3 separate regions of the Homo sapiens genome follow, and regions 1 and 2 are each linked to region 3. A link is an interaction called in ENCODE POLR2A ChIA-PET data of the cell type or tissue named here. Cell type or tissue: GM12878. All regions are shown on one strand. Each heading gives the region's core, and the rest is flanking DNA. Links, peaks and the distances in the headings are about the cores only.

What was found. ChIA-PET counts read pairs that join two places held together with the same protein. Peaks named below come from ENCODE experiments on the same cell type or tissue, not always from the same donor. Only the 100,000 strongest peaks of a DNase experiment are listed, where the experiment ranks them.
Region 1: POLR2A ChIA-PET joins it to region 3 with 5 read pairs; 3 of 35 experiments call an interaction of 5 or more read pairs at or near these places.
Region 2: POLR2A ChIA-PET joins it to region 3 with 5 read pairs; 3 of 35 experiments call an interaction of 5 or more read pairs at or near these places.

What each region holds. Positions count from the first base shown.
Region 1 is chr12:110,657,979-110,664,262 of GRCh38, reverse strand. HVCN1 (hydrogen voltage gated channel 1) reads left to right here. Exons shown (of 8, transcript NM_032369.4): 4 at 2,815-3,099. It overlaps LOC124903017 (a long non-coding RNA gene), which reads right to left and starts at 1,592. Exons shown (of 2, transcript XR_007063460.1): 1 at 1,066-1,592. RefSeq lists enhancers at 2,121-2,170, 2,471-2,760, 2,351-2,853. In GM12878, for the core only: no CTCF peak of the experiment used is centred there; a DNase peak (open chromatin) is centred at 2,612; H3K4me3 peaks cover 3,684 bases; H3K27ac peaks cover 3,269 bases.
Region 2 is chr12:110,667,123-110,673,406 of GRCh38, reverse strand. All of the region lies in intron 3 of HVCN1 (hydrogen voltage gated channel 1), which reads left to right. It overlaps LOC124903017 (a long non-coding RNA gene), which reads right to left. Exons shown (of 2, transcript XR_007063460.1): 2 at 484-3,286. Among named protein-coding and RNA genes, the nearest start is that of HVCN1, 19 kb to the left of the region's middle. RefSeq lists enhancers at 972-1,121, 3,096-3,235, 4,286-4,385. In GM12878, for the core only: a CTCF peak has its summit at 4,777; DNase peaks (open chromatin) are centred at 3,046, 3,750 and 4,150; H3K4me3 peaks cover 2,611 bases; H3K27ac peaks cover 4,000 bases.
Region 3 is chr12:110,575,922-110,582,205 of GRCh38, reverse strand. The region is part of intron 1 of PPTC7 (protein phosphatase targeting COQ7); the gene reads left to right. Among named protein-coding and RNA genes, the nearest start is that of PPTC7, 4.3 kb to the left of the region's middle. RefSeq lists an enhancer at 2,303-2,552. In GM12878, for the core only: no CTCF peak of the experiment used is centred there; a DNase peak (open chromatin) is centred at 3,945; H3K4me3 peaks cover 3,585 bases; H3K27ac peaks cover 3,939 bases.

The DNA of each region.
Region 1 (6,284 bases), core at 1,060-5,059, 82 kb before region 3:
TTCTAGGTGCTGGGTATACAGTTGTACTTAATACTTAAATGTAAGCCAGGCACAGTGGCATGTACCTGTAATCCCAGCTACTCGGGAAGCTGAGGCTGGAAGGTTGTTTTAGCCTAGGAGTTTAAGACCAGCCTGGGTAACATAGCAAGACCCCATCTCTAAAAAAATAATTGTTTTAATTAGCCAGACACGTTATAGTGTGCCACAGTCCAAACTACCCGGGAGGTTGAGGCAGGAGAATTGCTTGAGCACAGGAATTCAAGACTGTAGTGAGCTATGATCGCACCCCTGCATCTAGCCTGGGTGACAAGTGAGATCCTCTTTTTAAAAAAAAGAAAAGAAAATTAAATGTAAGGTCTTCCTCTAAGATATCCACTGGCCAAAAGAAACTAACAGGAAACAACCACTGAGATAGGAGGAAAACCAGGAGACTGTGGCATCCCAGAAGCCAATGAAGGAAGCATTTGAAGAAAGAAGTGATTGTTCTACTGTATTCAGTGCTGCCGAGTGGGTACACATGGGCATCACCAGTGACATACTGAGACGCAGTTAATTCATTTTAACTGCTGTATAGTGTCCCATTACATGAACAGAGAATATTCATTCCTCTATCTCCCACATGTAGATAAATTTTTTTTCTTTTTTATTCTTTTTTTTTTTTTTTTTTTTTTTTTTGAGACAGCGTCTCACTCTGTTGCCCAGGCTGGAGAACATGGCTTACTGCAGCCTCGACCTCCCAAGCTCAAGCACTCCTCCTGCCCCAGCCTCCCAAGTAGCTGGGACTACAGGTGTGCTACCATGCCTGGCTAATTTTTTTTATTTTTCTGCAGACAGGGTCTTGCCTTATTGCGCAGGCTGGTCTCAGCTCCTGGGCTCAAGCAATCCTCCCACCTCAGCCTCCCAAAGTGTGGGGATTACAGGTGTGAGCTGCCACACCTGCCCAACTAGGTGAATATTTGCAGTGAACATTTTTGAACATGTCACCAATTTGAGCACATGTGCCCAAGTTTCTCTTTGGACCCTATGTAGGGATAGAATCACTAAATCATTCAGAAAGATACACACCACTTCAACTTGACAAGATCATGCCAAATTTCTCCCCAAAATGATGGTGCTGGTGCCTGTTTCTGTCTTCAGTGTTCAAGAGACCCCATTGCTTCACGCCCTCACCGATATTTGATGTAGACTTTAAGACACTTGCCAACCTGAGGAGTGAAAAGATGTGCTATTGTTACTTCACTCTGCGTTTTTCTGAGTATTATTGGGGATAAGCATCTTGGCTATTTGAGTTTTCTCTTACATGACCTGCCTGTCAACGTCCACTGCCCAGTTTTCCATGGAGTTTTTCTTTCTCTTTTTGATTTATAAGATTTCTTTATATATTCTGGTTACTCTTTGTCTATCACATACATTGCAAATATTTATCCCAGTCTGTAGTATATCTTTTAACTTTGTAGGGTGTGTGTGGGGGGGCAGTGTGTCATAATAAAGCTTTTAGTTTTGATGCAGTCAAATCTATGCATTTTGTGTTTGTTTTTGTGTTGTTTGTTTGTGTTTTGAGACAAGGTCTCAACCTGTTGCCCAGGCTGGAGTGCAGTGGCATGATCTTGGCTCACTGCAACCCACGCCTCCCAGCTTCAAGCGATTCTGGGGCCTCAGCCTCCTGAGTAGCTGGGATTACAGGCATGCGCCACTATACCCAGCTAATTTTTGTATTTTTTGTAGAGATGGGGTCTTGCCATGTTGGCCAGGCTGGTCTCAAACTCCTGACCTCAGGCAATCTACTTGCCTTAGCCCATGGAATGAGTGCTGGGATTATAGGCATGAGCCACCATGCGCACCCTATTTTGTGGTGTTTTGTGTTATTTAAGCAATCTTTTCCTATCCTAAGCTCATGAAGTTACTGGCCTGTATTTTGTTCTAAGACTTTTTAAGTTGTTCCTTTTTAAATACACTTTACACATTCATGTAAGTGCATCTCAGATGTATTCTGTGTGGGGGGCAAGGTGGGGAATGGATTTTTTTTTCCTATTGACAAAGCCAGGTGTCCCAGCCTCTCCAGCCTTTCTTTCCCGTGAGTCTGGACGGCCACCCCATCTCCTTTAGGCTCCCTCAGGGACATTGGGCTCTCTCTTCCATTGGGCTCTCTCTTCCTGTTCCAGTAGTCATGTAGCCTGCTCTTGCACTCATACCTATACATTTCAATTATTTAACTTTATGTAAATTTGATACCTGGTAGGGCAAGTTGGGTAAAGTGGAGAGAGGGCACAGGGATATTTGCTTTTGCTTTAAACAACTGTCCGTGTGAATAGCACTGGCTGAACTTGGAAAATGTCCATCTGCCACGCGCCTGTCAGGATGTGTGGCGTGATGGGTGGGGATCTCGTGACTTTTCTATGAAACTCTGGGTACTTTTACTTTTGGCTTCTCCTCCCCACGCCCTGCCCACTGGCCCCTCCAGTTTCCAGGTTGTGATGTCTCTGAACCTTGGGGCCGCCCTTCCGGTATTCACACATGGGCCCGTGGCGGGTGTTTTGGGACCGGGCTGCAGTACTGATTCCGTTGGTTACTGCCAACCAGACCACAGTGACAGGCCTGCTGGGGGCAGGAGTTTCCTGTTGCCTCATAGACACTGAGACCCTGGATTCCAAAAATAAAAGCACGAGAAACCACCGTGACCTCATGGTCTCTGCTTGCAGGGGGTTCTACGCACCCGGGACCATCTTCACCTGCAGTGGCCTGGCCCGGCCTGGGCCATGTGGGCTCTGAGTGGCCAACTGCCTGAAGCTCTTGCTCTCTGTCCCCGCCTTCTAGGCAGTCACCCGCAGGGCCAAGGTGGCTCCCGCTGAGAGGATGAGCAAGTTCTTAAGGCACTTCACGGTCGTGGGAGACGACTACCATGCCTGGAACATCAACTACAAGAAATGGGAGAATGAAGAGGAGGAGGAGGAGGAGGAGCAGCCACCACCCACACCAGTCTCAGGCGAGGAAGGCAGAGCTGCAGCCCCTGACGTTGCCCCTGCCCCTGGCCCCGCACCCAGGGCCCCCCTTGACTTCAGGGGCATGTTGAGGAAACTGTTCAGCTCCCACAGGTTTCAGGTAGGTGGGGCAGGAGTCCGGGATACCCAGAGCTGGCAGGAGAGCCATCGGGGAATGTGAGGCAGGCGGCCAGGCTGAGCCCATTTGGCCACTGCCTCATTCATTCTACGAGTGTTTGCCCAGCACCTACCACGTGCCGGGGACCCTGTACCGTGCTGGGAATGCGGTAGGCAGATCTCAAGTTGTCAGGGAGAAAAGAGCCATGATCCAAAAGCAAAAGGTCCACCAATGGATGAGTGTTAAACCGAATGTGTTCTATCCATACAGTGGAATATGATTCCAACATCAAAAGCAAAGAAGTGCTGATCCATGCCACAATGTGGATGAACCTTGAAAACATGGTGCTGAGGGAAAGAAGCCAGACACAAAAGGCCAGAGTGTAGGATTCCATTGATACAAAACATCTAGAACAGGCAAATCCATAGAGACAGGAAGCAGATTGGCGGCTGCCACAGGTGGGAGTGTTTCCATTTGAGGAGATGAAAATGTTCTGGAATTATAGTGGTGATGGTTACACAACCTTGTGAATGGACTGAATGCCACTAAGTTTTACGCCAACTTTAAAATGGTAAATTTTACGTTATGCAAATTTTACCACACACAAAAAAAATAAATAAAGGGTAAATAACGGAGACAGAAAAAACACTCATCTGTTCACTCTGCGAACACTCAGTGCCAGAGGCTCCCCTGCCTCATGGAGACCCATCACGCTGGGGGCCTCAGTCTCTCTTGTGGAGTGATGCCCAAAATACCTGCCTGTCCTGGCCTTAGCCCACTGCTGATAGTCTCCAGGTGTGGTTGCAGGGAGAAAGCAGAGCTGGGGTGGTCCTCACAGACGAGCGAAGGGAACTGAACTTTCTGTGGAGTTCAAGCAATTCTCCTGCCTCAGCCTCCCGAGTAGCTGGGATTATAGGCGCCTGCCACCACGCCTGGCTAATTTTGCATTTTTAGTAGAGACAGGGTTTCACTATGTTGGTCAGGCTGGTCTTGAACTCCTGACCTCAGGTGATCCACCCACCTCAGCCTCCCAAAGTGCTGGGATTACAGGTATTAGCCACCGTGCCCGGCCAACTGTCCTGCCATTGATTGATTGATTGATTGGAGACAGAGTCTTGCTCTGTCACCCAGGCTGGAGTGCAGTGGCATGATTTCAGCTCACTGCAACCTCTGCTTCCTGGGTTCAAGCTATCCTGCCTCAGCCTCCCAAGTAGTTGGGATTACAGGTGCCTGCCACCACACCTGGCTAATTTTTGTATTTTTGGTAGAGACGGGGTTTCACCATTGGCCAGGCTGGTCTCAAACTCCTGACCTCAAGTGATCCACCCGTGTCAGCCTCCCAAAGTGCTGGGATTACAGGCGTGAGCCACTATGCCTGGCCATGTCCCGCCATTTAGAAGGGCTTTTTTTTTAAGAGATGGGATCTTGCTATGTTGCCCAGGCTGGTCTCGAATTCCTGGCCTCAAGTGATCCTCCCATCTTGGCCTCCCAAAGTGCTGTGATTACAGGCGTGAGCCACCATACACAGTCTAGAAGGACATTTCTGATTTTGAGGGACAAATGCAAGTGGAGTCTGGTCAGCCCTCTCTGGACCCAATCCCCATCCCCAAGGTGGCAGAGCCTATGTCTGGGTGCCTGGAAACACATTCAAGTCCTGGGAGGGCACAGGTCTGGAGACCACAGGGAAGCCCACAGTTCTCAAAGGTGGGCATTTAGGGGATGCTATTGCAGGTGTCCCCAAACAAAATAGACCCGTCCCTCTTCTGGAAGCAGAGAAATGTAGCCCTTGCCTCTTCCATCGCTGACTTTATTCCAGGGTAAAAGAGAAAAAAATTATTTTGGTCTTTTTTTTCCCCACTCTTGTGTGGCTGAAATAGAGCCTGTCCCTCTTCTGGAAGCAGAGAAATGTAGCCCTTGCCTCTTCCATTGCTGACTTTACTCCAGGGTAAAAGAGAAAAAAAAAATTATTTTGGTCTTTTTTTTTCCCCACTCTCTTGTGTGGCTGAAAGCAGCAAAGCTGAAAGCAGCAAAGCAAGCCAGCTGACATGCCAGAGCGCCTGGCGACCCAGCTTCTCTGTGGCTGTGATGGGAAAGGAAACATGCTATTAAGTTGTTGGGTTTGAAATCCCAAACCCTCAATTTCAGGAGCAGAAGGAAGGAAACAGCTTCCTTGCAGCTGCAAGGGGAGCCCTGGGCCGCCCCATCAGGATATCCCCCTCCTGCCTGGGCTTAGGGCTGGGGACTGGCCCCTGAGCTGGGACACCCAGATACTCCTGCTGGGGAAAAAGACGAATGCCTGTCATAAAGTGAGTGGAGGTGTTTATTCACCCACCCAACAGTCACTTATTGAGCACCTGCTGTGTACAGTGACAAATGTGGCAGACACATCTTTGCCCTCATTGAGGATTTGGCAGGCTGCAGAAAGGCAGGAATGACGGGAGCCATCACTGAGACACACATTGGTTACAAATGGAGAGAAGCCCTCCGCAGGGAGGAGGGGGGCTCTGAGAGGTCCTGGGGGTGGGGGGACCTGATCAGGGACTGGAGTCGAAGGAGGTGACACCTGCATGCTGAGCAGGAGTGAGCCCGATGGGTGGATGGCGTGGGAGGCTTCCAGGTAGAGGGGCTTCGTTTGCCAAGGACCTGCAGCATTGGAGGAATTGAGAAGGGCGCACGTGGATCGGGTATGGGTGTTGCCAGCAGGCAATTGGCAAGAGAAGAGGCCAGGGAAGGTCATCCACGGGTCATGGGCTGCCTTTGAAAGCTCTAAGTGTGTGGGTGGGAGATCAGATTTGTGGAGGGACTTGGTGGCAGCAGTGAGGCCACACTGGAGTAGGTGGTGAGGCTCAGGGGTTGTAGTCTCTGCAGGTAGGATCGGCATCCAGGAAGCTCCTGGGATCCCTTTCTTGGGTGGTTTGAGATGGCCAAGGTGCTTGATATATTAATAGTTAATTGAGGTCCCTTCTTACATGGGATGGCACAACCAAGGGAGAGAATACAGGGTTATTCAGGGCCCAAGGAAGCCATGAATGACAGGACAGAGTGGAGCCAAGGGAAAGTGGTCCCAGGAGTCAGGGAGCTTCACTTTCATTCCCATGCACCGCAGGCCAGCCGTGTGCTAAGCGCCCTTCATACTTCACTCACGTCATGCTCCCATTGTTGCTCTGGGGTAGAAAATGTGGCCCACC
Region 2 (6,284 bases), core at 1,457-5,456, 91 kb before region 3:
ACTTTTATGCCTTACTTCCCTTATACAACTGAATGCCTTTAACAGCAGGCATTGAATGCTTTGCTGCTTAGAAATTTCTTCTGCCAGATACCCTAAATCATCTTTCTCAAGTTCAAAGCTCCACAAATCTCTATGGCAGGGGCAAAATGCTGCCAGCTCTTTGCTAAAACATGCCAAAAGTCACCTTTACTCCAGTTGCCAAAAAGTTCCTCATCTCCATCTGAGACCACCTCAGCCTGGACCTTATTGTCCAGATCACTATCAGCATTCTGGGCAAAGTCATTCAACAAGTTCTAGGAAGTTCCACGCTTTCCCACACTTCCCTGTCTTCTTCTGAGCCCTCCAAACTATTCCAGACTCTGCCTGATACCCAGTTCCAAAGTTGGTTCCACATTTTCAGGTATCTTTTCAGCAATGTCCCACTCTACTGGTACCAATTTACTGTATTAGTTTTCACACTGCTGATAAAGACGCACCTGAGACTGGGAAGAAAAAGAGGTTTAATTGGACTTACAATTCCACATGGCTGGGGAGGCCTCAGAATTATGGCAGGAGGCGAAAGGCACTTCTTATGTGGCGGCAGCAAGAGAAAATTAGAAGCAAAAGCAGAAACCCCTGATAAACCCATCAGATCTTGTGAGACTTGTTCACTATCATGAGAATCACATGGGAAAGATTGGCCCCCATGTTTCAGTTACCTCCCCCGGGTGCCTCCAGCAACACATGAGAATTCTGGGAGGTAATTCAAGTTGAGATTTGGGTGGGGACACAGCCAAACCAAATCATATCTAATAGGTTTGGTATCAGCCAAACCTATTAGAAAAAAAAATGCAAAGTTTCACTCACCAACCCAGTCCCTCTCTCCTCCTGGGAGTTGGGGTTGATTTTGTCAGTTTTCCCATAATCGTAGATTGAGGACCCCTTTCCCTGTGGGTGTGTGAGGTCTACAGGCCTGCCACACAGTGGTGTGGTGCTCTGTGGTGTGGGTCTTCCATGGTGTCCTGGGCAACAGACTTTGAGGTGGTTTCCGGTTTAGGGCTCTTGAAGCAGGACTGGAGCAAGCACCTGTGTGCACGTGGGAGTCTCTTGTAAAGTCAAGCAATAAGGACATTTTAAATGTTGATAGAAACCAAGGTAGCCATGGTGGCACACACCTGTAGTCCTAGCTACTTGGGAGGCTGAGGCGGGAGGATTGCTTGAGCCCAGGAGTTTGCGGCTGCACTCCAGCCTGAACAACAAAATGAGATCCCATCTCAATAAAAAGGAAATAAAATTTTGATATAAATTGGTTTAGGGCCAATCCCCTCCTTTGTCCCCAAGCCTGGCACATCAGAGAGACTCAAATATTTTTTCAAAAGATGAAAGGAACTGCCCTGTTACCCTCCTAGGAAGAATACACCCATTTACATGCCCAACAGCTGGCATACAGGAGTGCCCACTTCCCTCTGCCTCTGTCACCCTGCCAAAATGTGCGGCACGGTGTGACTTCAGGCAAGTGGTCTCGCCTCCCCAGGCCTCAGTTTGCCCTTGTGCAAAATGGAGAGACTTCACCTACCCTTCCTGCCTACTTCTTAGGAGCATTAAAAGTATCAAGCGACAGCAGGTGATGTGACCGGTGGGCTCTGAGCAAAAGGAGCCGCTGTCGCTGTTGTTGGCTGCAGAATCGGGCTTTCTCCAAGTGGTTTTGGGCCCTGAAGAAGTCGGCTTTCTCCTTGGAGTCCAGGACAAATGTGTGGCCCGGAAAGATAAAGGGAAAGACAGTACCTGGCCTACAGACCATCCTGGCTAACTCAGGCACACACCCTCTGTCCTGGTTGCCTGTGGCTGCTGTGACAAACTACTACAAACTGGGGGGCTTCAACAACAGGAACTCATTCTCACCAGTTCCAGAAACCAGAAGCCCAAAATCAAGGTGTTGGCAGGACTGGCTCCTGGACGCTTTGGGATGGGGAGATGTGTCCCAGGCCTCTTCCATCCCAGCCTCTGGTGTTGTCTGCAGTCTTTGGCTTGTGGACGTATCATTCTGACCTCTGTGACCTTCACGTGACCTTACCCTCTGTGTGTCCTTTTCTCTTTTTTTGTTTTTGAGACCGAGTCTCATTCAGTCTCCCAGGCTGGAGTGCAATGGCATGATCTCGGCTCACTGCAGCCTCTCGAGTTCAAGCGATTCTCCTGCTTCAGCCTCCGGAGTAGCTAGGATTACAGGCACCCACCACCACGCCCGGCTAATTTTTGTATTTTTAGTAGAGACAGGTTTTCAATGTGTTGGGCAGGCTGGTCTTGAACTCCTGACCTCAGGCGATCTGTCCACCCTGGCCTCTCAAAGTGCTGGGATTACAGGCATGAGCCACTGCACCTGGTCAATTTTTATATTTTTAGTAGAGACGGGGTTTTGCCATGTTGGCCATGCTAGTCTTGAACTCTTGACCTCAAGTGATCCACCCACCTCAGCCTCCCAAAGTGCTGGGATTACAGGCGTGAGCTACCGCGCCTGGCCCCTTTTCTCTTTTTGTAAGGACACCAATCACCAGATTTAGGGCCCACCCTAAATCCAGTATGATTTCATCTTATCATCTTTAGTTACATCTGCAAAGACCTACATTCCAAATAAGGTCACATTCTAAGGGTCCAGGGGGACAGGAATTGTTAGGGGGGTGTGCACAATTCCACCTACTCCACCCTCTGAGCAGGTGGCTCTCCGGTCACTGGCTGCCTGGCTTTCTGTCAGCTGTGTTTTCTAGAACATAGTCTCCAAGTCATGGAGCCCAGGGGCAGATCCTGCTTTTCCAGTTCCCCACAGTGTGTGACCTTGGACAAGGCCCCCCCTCACCAGGACCCTAAAGGATGGCCTCAACCTCAGGGTTGTTAGGAATTGAAATGAAATAGTGCATGGAAGGAAGTTAGCAGCATGCTGAGATGATATGAGGTGTGATAAAATAAGCAACCATAGTAATACACGTTGCTGCCATTGTGTCTTAGAGTTTTGGGGTGAGGGTGGTTAATATGCAAATCAAGTCCCCCAAAATAGCTCTGGGAGGGAACAGGGAAATGCAAACTGAAGGGACATCAGGCCATGGGAGTTGGGAGTTGGCTGACTTTCTTAAAAAGTACCTTTTTCTCCGATTGTCAGATAACAATGAACTAGGGACTTTCCCCCTCCCACAGATGGCGGCTTCTGAGCCTGTAAAAATAGGCATCCACAAAATGCTTTTCTCTCCTTCGCTTCTAGGTCTGTCTTTTTCACTTTCCCCTTCTCTCCCAGATGGTAGTTTTTCTGGTCTAATACCTGTAAAAGAGGTCAGCAATATGTTTACCTTGAAGGAGTAGTGCCTAAGATTTTGTTAATCCATTCATTTATTAACCATTTCTTTTTTCTTTTTTTTGAGATGGAGTCTCGCTCTGTCACCCAGGCTGGAGTGCAGGGGCGCAATCTTGGCTCACTGCAGCCTCAGCCTCCCAGGTAGCTGGGATTACAGGCATGTGCCACCATGCCTGGCTAATTTTTGTATTTTTAGTAGAGATGGGGTTTCACCCTGTTGGTCAGGCTGGTCTCGAGCTCCTGACATCAGGTGATCTGCCCGTCTCGGCCTCCCAAAGTGCTAGGATTACAGGCTTGAGCCACCGCGCCCGGCCTCTTAACCACTTCTTGAGCCTCTCCCTGTGACTGAGGAAGAGTCTCTGCCCTCCCAGCGTTCACAGCCCAATGTGGTGGGGACAGTGTCTCAGTGGTTGTTAAGACAGTGTGACGTACACCCCAACTGGGGTGAGGGAGAATTAAAGAAGGCCTCCCAGGGAAGGTAAAATCTAGGTGTAAGACCTGGAAGATAGATGGGATGGGGACAGGCCATGCGGAGTCCTGGAAGCAAGAGAGCGTGGTCCGCTCTAGAACTGCAAGTTCCATGTGGCTGGAGGCTGGCAGAGGCAGGGTGCTAGGAAGGAATAAGGCTGGCAGGGAGACCAGGGCCTGGGGAAGCCAAGAGAGCTGGGACTCGATCCTGAAGGCAGTTGTGGGCATGGAGGTCGCTGCACAGCAGGGACACAGTCAGGTTGGCATTGGAGAAGGAGGACCCTGGCTGCAGGCAGGTGGAGGGAGGGTCAGGGCAGGTTCTGGTGAGGGAGAGGGGACGATGGAGTGCCAGCCAGGTTCAGGAAGTGAAACCGATGGGGTGTGAGGGAGAAGGAGGAGCCAAGGACGATTTTCTGTTCTTGGCCTGGGCAGCCAGGTAAGTGACAGCGTGCCCTAGGGGATGTGGAAGGAGGAGTGGACTGGGAGAGAAAGGTAAGAAATCAGGTCAGTTGGGTCACAGCAAACCAATGACCCAGCAGGATCTTGAACATCAGACTGGAGTCTTTGATTTGAACGTGAACGGCACCGAGAACACAGCTGTGCTAAGGCCCCCAAAGAGAGAGTCACCGGCCCAAGGACAGGGTCAAGGCTGAGGTCTCCAGGACTCCTGGTATGGGGCAGGGACATGGTACAGGAAGCTGAGGAGGGTGGCCAGAGATAGCAGGAGAAGCAGGGGGCGAGATTGCCAAGCACAGCAGATTCAACAGCGTCAAAGAGTGTGGGACCGTCAGGCAGGTTGGAGCCACGGTCACAGGTTTTGATATGGAAAGGTGACCGCAGAGGAGCATCAGGGTACAGTGGGGACAGCAAGGATTCTTGCATGGGAGATGGAGCTGTGGGGGTGTCCCGCATCAGCAACTCCACCTGTAGACTTTTGGGGTTATAAGTGACAGAAACACAGCTCAGTGTCACTTAAGCCACAAAGCGGCTGTATCAGCTCATGTAACTTAACAGCCTGAGGGATGCAGAGGCAGGCAGTGGGCAGAGAAATGAAATATCCAAGGATGGTGATGAAGCTGGAGGAGAAGAGTTTTGGGGTTTTTTGTTTTGTTTTCTTGAGACAGTCTCACTCTGTCACCCAGGCTGGAGTGCAGTGGCATGATCTTGGCTCACTGCAACCTCTGCCTCCTAGGTTCAAGCAATTTTCATGCCTCAGCCTCCCAAGTAGCTGGGATTACAAGTGCCCACCACCACGCCTGGCTATTTTTTTGTTTGTTTTTAATAGAGATGGGGTTTCGCCATGTTGGTCAGGCTGGTCTCAAACTCTTGACCTGAAGTGATCTGCCCATCTTGGCCTCCCAAAGTGCTGGGATTGCAGATGTGAGTCACCATGCCCAGGTGAGTTTTTGTTGTTAAGGGATGATCATAGCTGGCACTTCCAGAGCTGGGGGCTGCTCTGAGCCAGGCACCGAGGCAGGTGCTCTGTACGCCACACTACTAAAATTACAAAAATTAGCCGGGCGTGGTGGCAGGATCAGTCTGTCCATGAATGCTAGGAGTCTGGAGTGCATGGTGAAGCTGCTGAGGCCCACCACATTCTCTTGATCAACCCTATCTTTGCCCTTTTCTGGAGCTTTTCTGCTTCTGGCATGACAGACTTTTGACTGAAAACCAGAAATGTTTTCTGCTCTGCTGAGTGCCCTAGATATTTTCATCCCAAATTACTAAAAGTTGCTTCTTCACCAGTTGCAAGGTTTCAGAAAGAAAAATTTCCTCTTCTGTAAAATATAAATGCGGTTTTTGCAAAGTACCTTGAGGTTCCCACACTACTGAGAAATAGGACAGGCTGCTCTTGTCTGCCAGGTAAGGTGTTTCCAAAGGAAAGTATGGGGTCAGGCATGGGCTCATGCCTGTAATCCCAGAACTTTGGGAGGCCGAGGCGGGTGGATCACTTGAGCCCAGGAGTTTGAGACCAGCCTGGGCAACATAGCAAAACCCTGCCTCTACAAAAAAATACAAAAAATTAGCTGAGCGTGATGGTATGTGCCTATAGTTCCAGCTACTCAGGAGGCTTTTGTGGGAGGATCGCTTGATCCCGGGAGGTCAAGGCTGCAGTGAACCGTGATCGCACACTACAGTCCAGCCTGGGTGACAGAGCGAGACCCTATCTCAAAAAAGGGAATTATGGCCAGGCACGGTGGCTCACGCGTGTAATCCCAGCACTTTGGGAGGCAGAGGCGGGCGGATCACCTGAGGTCAGGAGTTCGAGACCAGCTTGGCCAACATGGTGAAACCCTGTCTCTACTAAAATTACAAAACTTAGCCAGGTGTGTTGGCAGCGCCTGTAATCCAAGCTACTCGGGAGGCTGAGGCAGGAGAATCACTTGAACCCAGGAGGTGGAGGTTGCAGTGAGCCGAGATCATGCCACTGCACTCCAGCATGGGGAGCAAGAACAAGACTTTGTCTCAAAAAGAAAGGAATTATGGCCAGTGGCTG
Region 3 (6,284 bases), core at 1,456-5,455:
TCCACTTGCGGTCACTTGGGGGTTGGCAGAGTCTCCTTGATCCAAAATAGAATGGTCGAGCCTACTTGTAGATTGCAGCCGGTAAAGCTCTGAGGATTGGTCACAGCCTTTTCAGGCCACAGGTGCTCCCTGAGGCCTATTCCAGTTATACCTTTTGGGGGTGGGAGACTACGGAGAGAGCTGGCAGAAAGGGCTAAATATAGTTCACAAGCAGTCAGAAACTTTACCATAATGTACGCCTTAGGAGATTTTGTGTATGCTATGGGATATTGTGCCGTTAAAACTCTTTGAATGAATAAAGCAATGCGCTCGCTTTGAAATTGAAGGACGTGTTGTCATTGAACTTGGGTTCAAATGTCACTTTGATTTCCCTTCCCAGGTGAGACTAAGTTTTTGGTTACTTTAAATTTCATATGCTGAGGCAGAGTTTGGCATTGGAACAAATGATTCTGTAACTTTTTTATGACAGTAATTATTTTTTAATCTGATCTCAGAATAATTGCCTAGTATCTTTGGTTCTACTACATGTAGTGTTTGTGAACATGGGACTGGAAAGGTTGTTCTCAGTTTAATTTATGAATGACCCCATTACCTGGGTTGAAGAAAAAGCATTTAATGTTTAGGCAACGCTATTGATATTAACATGAGAGGGAGACTTAGAAAGGTCCTGCAGCTTGCAGATTGAAATTGTACAAATCCACCCCGAAGTCAGCTGTCAGTGGCTGTCTTCCCTGATACATTTAGAAGTGCCTCACTCAATGAGCTTGTGACCTGTGCTGCGTTTTTTTTTTTCAGACGGAGTCTACCTCTGTCACTCAGGCTGGAGTGCAGTGGCGCAATCTTGGCTCACTGCAGCCTCCGCCTCCCCGGTTCAAGCGATTCTCCTGCTTCAGCCTCCCGAGTAGCTGGGATTATAGGCGCCCATCACCATGTCCAGCTAATTTTTGTATTTTTAGTAGAGATGGGGTTTCACTGTGTTGGCCAGGCCGGTCTCGAACTCCTGACCTCGTGATCGGCCTCGTGTTCGCCTCGGCCGCCCAAGGTGCTGGGATTACAAGTGTGAGCCTGGCCCCTGTGTTGCTTCTTAAAGTTGTGTTCATAACATAGGATAGGGGATAATGAGCCTCTAAGGTTCACCTCATAAATCTGTATGCTGGGCTGCGCGTGGTGGCTCACTCCTATAATCCCAGCACTTTGGGAGGCTGAGGCGGGTGGATCATGAGGTCAAGAGTTCAAGACCAGACTGACCAATATGGTGAAACCCAGTCTTTACTAAAAATACAAAAATTAGCCGGGCGTGATGGCGCATGCCTATAGTCCCAGCTACTCAACAGGCTGAGGCAGGAGAATCTCTTGAACCAGGGAGGTGGAGGCTTCAGTGAGCCAAGATCGTGCCACTGCACTCCAGACTGGGCGACAGTGCGAGACTCCGTCTCAAAAAAAAAATAAAATAAAAAATCTGTATGCGACTTTTGTGAAAGATCCGTGACTTGATTGATGATTTGGGGAGTATTTAAATGTATCAAATTCTATATGGAAGCTTGATTTTAAAATTTTGGAAGGCTAGACCGGGCGTGGTGGCTCACGCCTGTAATCCCAGCACTTTGGGAGGCGGAGGTGGGCGGATCACCTGAGGTTAGGAGTTCGAGACCAGCCTGGCCAACATGGCAAAACCCCGTCTCTACTAAAAAATACAAAAATTAGGCAGGTGTGGTGGCACACGCCTGTAGTCCCAGCTACTAGCGAGGCTGAGGCAGGAGAATTGCTTGAACCTGGGAGATGGAGGTTGCGGTGAGCCGAGATCACACCACTGCACTCCAGCCTGGGTAACAGAGCAAGACTCCGTCTCAAAAAAAATACAATAAAATTTTGGAAGGCTACCTTCTTAATGGAGTGGGATATTTACAAGAATTGGGGGGATTTTGGTCAAACCCATTCTAAAAAAGTATAAACATAATTTCATGCCCTGACATCCTGGTGGAAATCCAGTGAACTTTGATGCTCAGCTTTGCCACTTAGTAGCTCTGTGATTTGTGGTCTTGGGCAGAGTCTCTCTTGAGTCTCCTTTGGTTTATCTGGACTAGGGGATAAAGGGAATGGACGATCTGACCCTTAGTGACTACAGCTTCTGACCATCATATCACATTTTCTTTTGTTCTTTTCTTTTTTTTTTTTGGTGGGTGGGGGGTGCGGGTATGGAGTTTCGCTCTTGTTGCCCAGGCTGGAGTGCAATGGCGCCATCTCGGCTCACTGCAACCTCCGCCTCCCGGGTTTAAGTGATTCCCCTGCCTCAGCCACCTGAGTAGCTGGGATTACAGGCGCGCGCCATCACGCCCGGCTAATTTTTGTATTTTTAGTACAAACGGGGTTTCATCATGTTGGCCAGGCTGTACTCGAACTCCTAACCCCAGGTGATCCACCAGCCTCGGCCTCCCAAACTGCTGGGATTACAGGCATGAACCACCGCGCCCAGCCCATATTTTACTTTTGCTTTGAATAGATGGCACCCTTTGTTCTGCACCTCAAATGACAGGTGTCACGGGCACCTTCAGTAGATTCCTGTTTTGTATGTAGCACTAAACCAGTGGTTTTTAGCTTTCCTTGATTCACAACCCCTGAGGATCAGGACCCTGTGCACAGAGATAAAATTTTGCATGGGCTCTTAGGAACTTTGCTGACTCCATGACTCCTCTGATACCACCTGGAGGTCCATGCATAGGAATCAGATCAAGAACCCCAGCTCTGTACCCTTGAAGGGAATGCCAGCAGACACAGTCAGATACTGGTAGCTGATGTGACCAAAAGGTGGTTGTTAGCCATGTTTGACAAAGATCAAGCATGCACATATGCAAATGGTGGGGGATAGGGGCAGTGAAGGACAGGTTCTCCAGGACTGTCCTGTTGTGGAGGAGCTCTTCCGGACGGCAGTCTTGGAAGCCACCTGAAATAACTTCATGAGTTGGCCTCATTTGATCCTTGGCTGTCCTGAACCAGTTCATATGATGGTGACTTCTATTTAGTTGATACCGTAAAAGGTGATGACTTTTTTTTTTTTTTGAGATAGAGTCTTGCTCTGCCACCCAGGCTGGAGTGCAGTGGCACGATTTTGGCTCGCTGCAACCTCTGCCTCCCAGCTTCAAGCGATTCTTGTGCCTCAGCCTTCCGAGTAGCTGGGACTACAGGCATGTGCCACCTCACCCGGCTAATTGTTTGTATTTTTTTAGTAGAGATGAGGTTTCGCCACGTTGCCTAGGCTGGTGTCGAACTCCTGACCTCATGTCATCCACCTGCCTCAGCCTCCCAAAGTGCTAGGATTACAGGTGTGAGCCACAGTGTCTGGCTAAGGTGATGACTTTGAATGACTCTTTAATACTGCTGTCAACTCTAGAGGTTGGAGTTACAACCTGAATTACATTAAAAGGCTATGTTGAGTAATAACGTTACGTTGAACTTAAGTGCTTTTGAACCTTTTGGTTCTGTAGATAATTAATTTTCTTTGAATTGACACCATATTTATTACTGAGTATCCGTGTAACAGATTATTCACTGTGGTCATCTAGGACTCCTTGACTGGAATGAAAGCTGTTTCTTTCTTTTTATATGAGAAAGAGAAATCTCTTTTGTTTCTTTAATTTAAAATTGATCTGTCCTATTAGTCATGCAGTGACTAATAGTGCTTGGTGCTTCACAACATTTTGTATAGTCCCCACTGTATTTCGTTTCGGAAAAACTGACTATGTTGGGTGTGGTGAGACATAGGAACCACTCCTATCATTCTCTAGAAAATTGTCAAAGGTGCTTTCTCTTTACTAGGTCCAACAGGAGTAAACCAGTACTAGCGGGAGCCGTGTACACTTTTCTTGTTCCTTCTTCCCTGTGGCTAATTCTGAGTTCTCTTATTACTCTACGTGGCATGGCTTCCTAGGTGCACAAAAATATGAGAACTGCATGTTGTAATACCTGGGCTTCCCACAGCCTTATGCTACTTAACAATAGAATCAAAGACTGTTGAGAATTGTAACACTTAGAAACCTTGGAGTCTAGTTTTTTTCACCTCACTGATGAGAAAACAGGCCTCCAGAGAGTCAGATGACTTCCCCAAGGTTACTCTACTAGTTATTGGTGGAACTGAGGCTGACACCTATCTCAGTCTCTCATCTGAGACTCCCTTTCCCAGTCCTGTCCCCGTTAGACCACTGGTCAAGTTTTCTTGATGATATATGTGAATTAAAAACCAGTCAGTCTCCTGATACTTTTGTGCTTCGAATGCTTTTCCTGGGTGTGTGTGTGTGTGTGTTTATAACTTCTTTATTCACTCTGACTCATAACTGATGTGCAACAAAAACTCCTCTGCATGCTAAACCACAGTTTAGAGAAACCACTTATTTTAAAAATGGCAGCCTGGTCTGTGCCATATAAATTTTGACCTCTGAATATTGAGTTGTAAAGTATTTATTATGAAACTGTGGGATGTTTATTTAAGCTTAAACTTGAAACCTAAAAGTGAAATTAAAATAATTTCATATCCCAGCCTTTGGATCTGATTTTGATCGTGGTCAGGATTTTGAAGTGTTTTTGTGAGTAATGTCAGTCTTAAAAGTAGTTGTCTTGAGGTGTAAAGATCATATGAACAAAATTAAGATCTAAATTATATTTAGGAAGTGAATGGATGAGGTAGAATTTGGTGTTTTCAAACAGTCATGATCATTTTAATGTACTTATAGAACCTCTATTCTGAAAGTGAGTTGTCCTTTTAAAAAAGTAGTCACCTTCAGAGTGTGTGTGTGCACCCACTGACTTCAGTCTTTCAAGAAGTCCTTGTTGGAATTTTCCTCAGCTAGATTTCAAGCCATGTCAGGACACCACTCTCATTATATTACCATAATTTTTTTTTCTTTTTTTTTTTAATTTTACTTTTTTTAAATTCCAGGATACATGTGCAGGACATGCCATAATTTTCTTAAAGTCAGATTCCAGCATCATCTACCTGTTGATAGCAAATATGACCCTGAGTGAATTTTTTTTTTTTTTTTTTTTTTGAGACAGAGTCTCGCCCTTGTGCCCAGGCTGGAGAGCAGTGGCGCGATCTTGGCTCACTGCAACCTCTGCCTCCTGGGTTCAAACAGTTCTTCTGCCTCAGCCTCCCAAGTAGCTGGGATTACAGGCACCCACCATTACACCTGGCCAATTTTTATATTTTTAGTAGAGACGGGGTTTCACCATGTTGGCCAGGCTAGTCTCGAACTCCTGACCTCAGGTGATCCACCTGCCTTGGCCTCCCAAAGTGCTGGGATTACAGGCGTGAACCACGTGCCCAGCCCCTTGAGTGAATTTTTAAAAACTGATATGTATAATTCACATTCCATAGCATGTATCCTTTTAAAGTGTACAGTTCAGTAGTTTTTACATTCACAAAGTTGTACAGCCACTGCCACTATCTAGTTCCAGAATGTTTTTCATCACCCCCCAAGAAACCCCCTATCCATTAGCAGTCACTCCCCATCTCCCTGGCAACAGAAAGCAGATTCTGTCTGTGGATTTGTGTTTGAGACATTTCATACAAATGGATCGTGTAATATGTGGCCTTTTCCTTAGCATGTTTTCCCTTAGCATGTTTTCAGAGTTCATCCATGTTGGAGCATGTGTCAGTACTTCCTCCCTTTTTATGACTGAATAATGTTCCATTATATTTATATACCACATTTTGTTGATCCATTCATCTGTTGATGGCCATCGAGTTGTTTCTACTTTTGGCTATTGTGAATAGTGCTGTGCACATTTGTGTGCAAGCTTTTGTATGGACATGTTTTTAATTTGAGGGGATATATACCTAGGAGTAGAATTGCTGGGTCATATTGTAACCCTGTTTAACTTTGTGAGGAATATAGCTGTTTTTTTATGTAGCTATATAATATTAATATACATATAATTATTTTATATAAGGGAAAATACTTTAAAAATTGCAGCAATCAAATATATAAATTCTGAGATCAATCAGTACTTTAAATATGCCTGATTTCATAATGAGCTGTGTGCTTCCAAGAGAAAATTGTGGAATATTAATAAGGAAGTGTGAGTGGATTTAGTAAAAGAGCCATCTAGGACTAATGAAATAGCAGGGTTTAGGAAGCCATTGACTAGTGGCTTTCTGACTATTCTGAGTGGTCTTTCATTCTGTAATACATAAGATTACAGGGTTGATGGATAGAGGAGGTTTGCTGTTTGCTTTTTAAACTTCTGTTCCTTGGTATTTTTCTCATTTTGCTATATAGGTGTGTTGCAGT